Linked DNA regions of Homo sapiens: region 2 is linked to region 1. Evidence: chromatin loops called from intact Hi-C (ENCODE). Cell type or tissue: right lobe of liver. All regions are shown on one strand. Each heading gives the region's core, and the rest is flanking DNA. Links, peaks and the distances in the headings are about the cores only.

What was found. Hi-C counts contacts between places; a loop is a spot of excess contacts. Peaks named below come from ENCODE experiments on the same cell type or tissue, not always from the same donor. Only the 100,000 strongest peaks of a DNase experiment are listed, where the experiment ranks them.
Region 2: a loop joins it to region 1, with 3 times the contacts of the local background. A loop is called at or near these places in 1 of 110 quality-filtered maps.

The regions. Positions count from the first base shown.
Region 1 is chr17:13,813,127-13,817,523 of GRCh38, reverse strand. All of the region lies in intron 2 of LOC100506974 (a long non-coding RNA gene), which reads left to right. Among named protein-coding and RNA genes, the nearest start is that of HS3ST3A1, 210 kb to the right of the region's middle. In right lobe of liver, for the core only: no CTCF peak of the experiment used is centred there; no DNase peak of the experiment used is centred there; H3K4me3 peaks cover 388 bases.
Region 2 is chr17:13,908,164-13,912,560 of GRCh38, reverse strand. No RefSeq gene overlaps it. Among named protein-coding and RNA genes, the nearest start is that of COX10-DT, 160 kb to the left of the region's middle. In right lobe of liver, for the core only: a CTCF peak has its summit at 2,223 (motif pointing right); a DNase peak (open chromatin) is centred at 2,470; H3K4me3 peaks cover 272 bases; H3K27ac peaks cover 1,443 bases.

The DNA.
Region 1 (4,397 bases), core at 262-4,261:
TATGACATCCTGTGAATGTGTGCATTACACACTTGCATTTAAGAGCAGAACTTCTTTTTAAGGAACTTTCGCACAGATTGCACTGGTCTCCTAACACCATTATCTCAACAATGATGTATAATTTTCCTTGGACAGAAGATGAGTGAAAGCAATTTTGCTTTAATTCCAAATCCAAATTGGCTGTAGAAGCACCTGTCATGCTACTCTAAGTTTACACAGGCCCGTATATTGTTTGTCCCAGTATTCACCTACACACTCCTCTCACCCCAGCCATCAATGATGCCAAGCAAATTCTCCTTTGGTGGCTTTGCCATTTCATACTGTTAAGATCTGCATTAATCTCTCCTCTAGCCATTCCTTATCATCTCAAGCCAGATTCTCAGTGACATTCGTTAGTTATTTTCCTGAGTTCATTTCATATTCACTCCTATACCCTTGTGTATGATTAATTTTTTGTGTCAACTTAACTGGGCCATGGGTTGCCCAGATATTGGGTCAAACATTATTCTAGGTGTGCCCAGAAGGATGGTTTTGGATGATATTCATATTTGAATCAGTAGACTGAGTAAAGCAGATTAACTTCCCTAACATGGGCAGGCCTTATCTGATCCTTTGATGGCCCAAATAGGACAAAAAGTCTGATCCTTCTACAAATAAGAAATAACTCTTATCTGACTGCCTTTGAACAGAGACATGTTGGCCCTTCCTGGGTCCTGAGTTTGCAGACCTTTGGACTGGAACTATACCATTGGCTCTCCTGAGTCTCCAGCCTGCTGGTTGCAGATCTTAGGATTTGTCAGCATCTGTAATCATGTGAGCCAATTCCTTACAATAAATCTCTAGGTATAGATATAAATACAGATATCTCCAGTGAGTTTTGTTTTGTTTTGTTTTTTGTTTTCCTGGAGAATCCTGGGCAATGCCCCTTGTCTCTGGCAACCACTGTTTCAGCATTTGACAACATCATAATTTTTTTTTTTTTTTTTTTTTTTTTTGAGATGGAGTCTTGCTCTCTCACCCAGGCTGGATGGAGTGCAGTGGCGCAATCTTGGCTCACTGCAAGCTCTGCCTCCCGGGTTCACACCATTCTCCTGCCTCAGCCTCCTGAGTAGCTGGGACTACAGGTGCCCGCCACCACGCCCAGCTAATTTTTTGTATTTTTAGTAGAGACAGGGTTTCACCATGTTGACCAGGATGGTCTCGAACTCCTGACCTTGTGATCCATCTGCCTCAGCCTCCCAAAGTGCTGGGATTACAGGTGTGAGCCACTGCACCCAACCCATAATTTTTGAAGGCACTCATTCACTCACTTTCTTATCTGATTCGATAGTGGGGATCCACTTATCCCTGTACTTCCCTTGCGGTTTCAGCCTCCCTTCCAGTGCTCTTCTACCACCTGGATTACTGACCTTGAACCATTGCAAACCCTCTTCTCACTCCTCTGCCCCACAGAGGTTTCTTTGGGACTGTTACCTGATCAACTCATACCATCACACTTCTTTCTGCCACTGGCATGTCCATTTCTATATTCTAGCCTCTGTAGACTTCCTCACTTGGTTGGGTTCATGTCACAGATAGTTTCTGTCTCTAACATTCTGAAGGGAAGTCTCAAAGTCAAAGATTCCTAGATGCTTGGATTTCAGTTATCTGAAATGTAGGTTGAACCTTATTATGTGAATCATAGGAAAATAAAATGTCACAAGAGAGAATCAAAGATACGATTGCTGGCCGGGCGCGGTGGCTCATGCCTGTAATCCCAGCACTTTGGGAGGCTGAGGCGGGCAGATCATGAGGTCAAGAGATCAAGACCATCCTGGCTAACATGGTGAAACCCCGTCTCTACTAAAAATGCAAAAAAATCAGCCGGGTGTGGTGGCACACACCTGTAGTCCCAACTACTTGGGAGGCTGAGACAGGAGAATGGCATGAACCCCGGGAGCCGGAGCTTGCAGTGAGCCGAGATCACGCCACTGGACTCCAGCCTGGGCGACAGAGCAAGACACCATCTCAAAAAAAAAAAAAAAAAAAAAAAAAGATTGCTGTGATTGGTGTCCTATGAGCTTGTACAAGTGAAAGACAAGGCATGGTATAGTGAAGAGAATTTAGATTTCCAGATCGGGAGAGTATAGTCTGGATACTTTTCTAATTACCTGTCATTACCTGGCTAAGCACTGGTTTCCTCATTGATAAAATAGCCACATTGAAGTCTGCCTGCCAGTATTGTATCAAGAGAGATTACATAAAAGGCACACGTAGGAACTCCCATAAATGAAGTCTTCTCTCTTTTCCCCTTGTCTTTCCGTATCTCTTGGAATGCTGCAGACAGCAGTACTGTCCTGCACAGAAGAGCCTGGTGGTGCAAGCATTCACTTGAGAAGGAGGCAGGGACCACAGAGACAGAGTTACTTTTCCTGCCTTCCTGTTCAGGCCTCTCCAGACTCTAGAACTAAGTCTAAAGGAAACATGAGTGGGTCCCATACATGCAGAATGACAGGGAGTCTTGGCTTCTTCACCTCTTCTTTCCTGTGTGGGCTTCGTCGTGTGTCCTAAGAAACTATCACTCTCAGGCAGTGCATAATCCATCTTCTCAAAGCCTTTTTTTTTTTCTGTAGAGACAGAGTCTTGCTCTGTTGCCCAGGCTGGAGTGCAATGGCACCGTCTCGGCTCACTGCAACCTCTGCCTCCCGGGTTCAAGCAATTCCCCTGCCTCAGCCTCCCAAGTAGCTGGGACTACAGGTGCGCACTACCACACCTGGCTAATTTCTTTTGTATTTTAGTAGAGATGGGGTTTCACTGTGTTGCCCAGGCTGGTCTCAAACTCCTGAGCTCAGGCAATCTGCCCCCCTCGGCCTCCCAAAGTGCTAGGATTGCAGGGGTGAGCCACCGCGCCTGGCCCCAAGCCTCTTTTTAAAGGATTTTTAAAAGCTTGGCTTACCTGTGCCTTATTGAACTCTTAGAAAATAATTTTTTTAAGATGTACTTTTCTTTTAATTAACAAATAATGATTGTATATATTTATGGGGTACAACATGATGTTTTCATACAGGCATACACTGTGTAATGATTAAATCAGGCAAATTAACAAATCTGTTACCTCACATATATTCTTTTCATTTCCTTATGGGGAGAACATCTAAAATTCATTATTTTAGCAATTTTGAAATACATAATACATTATTATTAATTATAGTCCCCATGTCGTGCAATAGATCGCTAGAATTTAGTCCTCCTGGCTCACTGAAAGTTCATATGCTTTGACTTACATCTCCCCTTACCCCATCCATCCTGACCCCCAGCCTCTGCTAACCACCATTCTACTCTCTATTTTTTTATATTCCACATATAAATGAAATCTTGTGGCATTTCAATTTGCTCATAGCAACACCTACCACTTATCAAACACTTACGATGTGCCCGCCATTTTAAACTATCTCATCAACAATCCCCACAAAAACCATGCAAGAGAGGTGGAGGCTGTTGTTAGCTCAAGGTCACGTGGTTGATAAGAAGCAGAGCAGGAATGTAAACACAAATGTGTGATTTCAAAAGTGTGCCCTCTCCCACCAGTTTTATACTAAACTCGCCTATCACTGCCCCGTCCTCCTCACATTTCTTCCTGTTTGTAAGTTACCTCCCACTAAAGCCCCTGCTGGAGATATTACAGGGAATGGGTTTATATTTGTGTTATCTCATCCTCCTGGCTACCCGTTGAAAAAGAGTGGAGCTTGGATTTAGGGGAAACCAATTTATAGACTAGGCTATAACTAATCAACCCATTTGCCACTAGAAGTTGAATTCTGCGACAGAGGACTGTGGGTTGGGTGCTGAGCGGACAGCGAACTTGGGCTATGTACAGTAGAAGAGGTCGCAGTGTAGGGAGGAGACTGGAGCTGAGGCCAGGGAAGTACCCACAAGGAGAGGCAAGGAGGATGCCTCACAATTCTTAGCACGTCCTCCTGTGCTTCCCACCAGCTCGACTGCTCAGCTGGTCATCTCTGTGTCCCACCTCTCACTGTGTTCCACACAGAGACGCCCAGCTGAGCAGTATGGTTGGTGGGAAGCCAACGAAACTCCACGCTTCCCGGCCACTCCCCGTACATACTGTCTTAAAGTTAAAATACATATTTTAAATAGGTAATGCACTCACAGATTCAAAATACAAACTCTGAAAAATAGCATATGGTGAACCTTAGATCACTCCTCCTCCTCACTGCCCGTCAGCCGGCCACCCTTATTCCCTGCCCAGATACGGACTGCTATCAGTTTCCTTCCTACACAAATATATCTGTGTAGAGGTACATCAGTATCAACATAGATTGTTTCGGTGGGCATAGACAGTAGTATATGAGACCTATTTTTTTTTTTCTTTTGCACTTCGCTTTTTACTTTCAATTGTA
Region 2 (4,397 bases), core at 156-4,155, 95 kb before region 1:
ACTGGACAAAATGAGTACGATCTAATGCTAATAGATTGGGTGGGGAAACCCAGCAGGGCCTGTTTGTCTAGATTCTACCTCCTGCTCCAAGAATGCCTTCTTCCTTCTTGGTGTGGGGAAGGACCATCTCTAGAATGGAGTCTTATAGCCTACAGTCAAATGGGGTAGGTCAGATAATTTCTTTATGACCAGTATTTATACAGAAAGGCAGAGTAAAAGTTAGAGTAATATTTTTAGCTTTTACGACTGGTTTGGGGAAAATGGGTTCTGGTTTCTATGACCCGCTGTAGGATGGAGGGATTCTAATTTGTATGGTTAGCCTTGGGGGAGAATGGGACTCAGAGATAGGAGAGCATGAGAAAGTCAGAGAAAAATGTTTGCTTCTGAGCCTGCTTCTTAGGCCCTTCATTTTGGGATATTGTTTTCTGAGCCCCAGCAATACAATTCACCCCTGTAAATTATATTATTCAATGGTTTTTTTTAGTATATTCACAGAATTATGCAACCATCTAATTTAAATTTAATTTTAGAACATTTTCATTACCATAGAAAGAAGCCCTTTATCCATTAGCAGTCATTACCCATTTCCCACAAACCTCCCAGCCCTAGGCAATTACTAATCTATTTTCTGTCTCTATAAATTTTTGTATTCGAGATAGCTCATATAAATAGAATCATGTAATATGTAGTCTTTTGTGACTGACTTCTTTCACTGCATAATGTTCTAAGGTTCATCTGTGTTGTGCCATTCCTTTTCACTGACAAATAAAAAATTTCACAAATCAAAACTACCATACTTATCAGTTGATGGATATTGGGAAAATTTCCACTTATTGACTATTATGTTTAATGTTGTTATAAATATTTTTGTGTAAGTTTTTGTTTGGACATGTTTTACTTTTTAAGTAGAGACAGGGTCTTGCTATGCTGCCTAGGCTGGCCTGAAACCCCTGGCTTCTTCCTGGCTCAGCCTCCCAGAGTGCTGGGATTATAGGCATGAACCACTGCACTTGGCCTTTTTTGTGGTTGTGTTTTTTTTTTTTTTTTTTTGAGACAAGGTCTTGCTGTGTTGCCCAGGCTGAAGTGAAGTGGCATGCTCATGGTTCACTACAGTCTCGAATTCCTGTGCTCAAGTGATCCTCCTGCCTCAGCCTCCTGAGTAACTGAGACTACAGGTGTGCACCACTTTGCTTAGCAAAGTTTTTGTGTTTTGTCTTTGTGAAAATGGTGCCTCACTCTATTGGCCAAGCTGGTCTTGAACTCCTGGCCTCCAGTGATCGTTCCACCTCAGCCTCCCAAAGCACTGGGTATTAGTCCATTTCATGCTGCTGATAAAGACATACTTGAGACTGGCAAGAAAAAGCGGTTTAATTGGACTTACAGTTCCACATGGCTAGGGAGGCCTCAAAATCACAGCGAGAGGCGAAAAGCACTTCTTACATGGCAGCAGCAAGAGAAAATGAGGAAGATGCAAAAGCAGAAACCCCTGATAAAACCATCAGATCTCATGAGACTTATTCACTACCATGAGAACAGTGTGGGGGAAATTGCTCCCATGATTCAAATTATCTCCCACCAGTTCCCTCCCACAACACATGGGAATTATGGGAGTATAATTCAAGATGAGATTGGGGTGGGGACACAGCCAAATCATATTATTCCACATGCGGCCCCTCCAAATCTCCTGTCCTTACATTTCAAAACCAATCATGCCGTCCCAAACGTCTCCCAGAGTCTTAACTCATTTCAGCATTAACCCAAAAGTCCACAGTCCAAAGTCTTATCTGAGACAAGGCAAGTCCCTTCTGCCTATGAGCCTGTCAAATCAATAGCAAGCTAGTTACTTCCAAGATACAATGGGGGTACAGGTATTGGGTAAATACAGCCTTTCCAAATTGGAGAAATCGGCCAAAACAAAGGGGTTGTAGGGCCCATGCAAGTCTGAAATCCAGCAGGGCAGTCAGATTTTAAAGCTCCAAAATGATCTCCTTTGACTCCAGGTCTCACACAAAGGTCGTGCTGATGTAAGAGGTAGGTTCCCATAGTCTTGGGAAGCTCCTCCCCTGTGGCTTTGCAGGATATATTCCCCCTTTTGGCTGCTTTCACGGGCTGGTGTTGAATGTCTGCGGCTTTTCCAGGTGCATGGTGCAAGCTGTTGGTGGATCTATCATTCTGGGGTGTGGAGGATGGTGGCTCTTTTCTCACAGCTCCACTAGGTGGTGCCTCAGTAGGGATTCTGTGTGGGGGCTCAGACCCCATGTTTCCCTTCCACACTGCCCTAGCAGAGGTTCTCCATGAAGGCCCTGCCCCTGCAGCAAACTTTTGCCTGGGCATCCGGACACTTCCGCACATCTCCTGAAATCTAGGCAGAGGTTCCCAAATCCAAATTCTTGACGTCTGTGCATTTGCAGGCTCAACAGCATGCGGAAGCTGCCAAGGCTTGGCGCTTGCACCCTCTGAAGCCATGGCGTAAGCTGTACTTTGGCCCCTTTCAGCCACTACTGGAGTAGCTGGGACACAGGGTGCCAAGTACCTAGGCTGCACAGGTCCAGGAAACCATTTTCTCCTAGGCCTCTGGGCCTGTGACGGGAGGGGCTGCTGTGAAGACCTCTGATATGTCCTGGAGATGTCTTCTCCGTTGTCTTGGGGATTAACATGCGGCTTCTTGTTACTTATGCAAATTTATGCAGCTGGCTTGAATTTCTCCTCAAAAAATGGGCTTTTCTTCTCTATCACATTGTCAGGCTGCAAATTTTCTGAACTTTTATGCTCTGCTTCCCTTATAAATCTGAATGCCTTTAACAGCACCCAAGTCAACTCTTGAATGCTTTGCTGCATAGAAATTTCTTCTGCCAGATACCCTAAATCATCTCGCTCAAGTTCAAAGTTCCACAAATCTCTAGGGCGGGGCAAAATGCCACCGGTCTCTTTGCTAAAACATAGTAAGAGTCACCTTTGCTCCAGTTCCCAACAAGTTCCTCATCTCCATCTGAGACCACCTCAGCCTGGACCTTATTGTCCATATCGCTATCAGACTTTTGGTCAAAGCGATTCGACAAGTCTCTAGGAAGTTCCAAACTTTTCCACATTTTCCTTTCTTCTTCTGAGTCCTCCAAACTATTCCAACCACTGCCTGTTAGCCAGTTCCAAAGTTGCTTTCATATCTTTTCAGCAACACCCCACTCCACTGGTACCAATTTACTATATTAGTCCATTTTCATGCTGCTGATAAAGACATACCCAAGACTCAGAAGATAAAGAGGTTTAATTGGACTTACAGTTTCACATTGCTGGGGAGGCCTCAGAATCATGGCAGGAGGTGAAAGGCACTTCTTATATGGCAGTGGCAAGAGAAAATGAGGAATATGCAAAAGTGGAAACCCCTGATGAAACCATCAGATCTCAGGAGACTTACTCACTACCACAAGAACAGTATGGGAGAAACTGCCCCCATGATTCAAATTATCTCCCACTGGGTCCCTCCCACAACATGTGGGAATTATGGGAGTACAATTCAAGTACACAACCAAACCATATTACAACAAAACCATATCATACTGGGATTACAGTCATGAGCTATCATGCCTGGCGTGCTATTTTCTTTATTTTTTTTTAATTACAAATTTATTCATATTCATTTATTTTTAATTTTTATTTATTATTATTATTTTGAGAGACAGGGTTCCTGCTCTGTTACCCAGGGTAGAGTGCAGTGGTGCAATCACAGCTCTCTGCAGCCTTGGACTCCTGGGTCCAAGCAATTCTCCTGCCTCAGCCTGAGTAGCTGGGACTACAGGTGTGTACCACCATGCTCAGTCAATTTTTAATTTTTTTGTAGAGATGGTATCTCATAATACTGCCCAGGCTGGTCTTGAACTCCTGGCCTCAAGTCATCCTCCTACCTTGCTTCTCAAAGCACTGGGATTACAAGCCTGAGCCACCGTGCTCAGCTGTTTTTATTTCTCTTGGATGTATACTCAGGAGTAGAATTGCTAAATCACATCGTAACTCTATATTTAACTTTTGGAGGTATTGCCAAATTGTTTTCAAAACCACCTGCACCATTTTACAATTTTTACCAGAGGTAAATTAAGTTTGCACTGTATATACACCCTTGTCATCATTTGTTATTATTTGTCTTTTTAATTTTAGCTTTTCTAGTGGGTATGAAGTGATATTTCATTGTGATTTTGATTTGCATTTTCTTAATGACCAAAGATGTTGAGCATGTTTTCCTTTTACTTATTGGCCATTTCTCTATTTTTTTTTTTTTTTGGAGAAATGTGTATTCAAAGCCTTTGCCTAATTTTTAATTGGGTCATCTTCTTATTGCTGTGTTGTAAGTGCTCCTTATACGTTCTAGATACAGGTCTCTTATCAGGTATGTAATTTGCAAA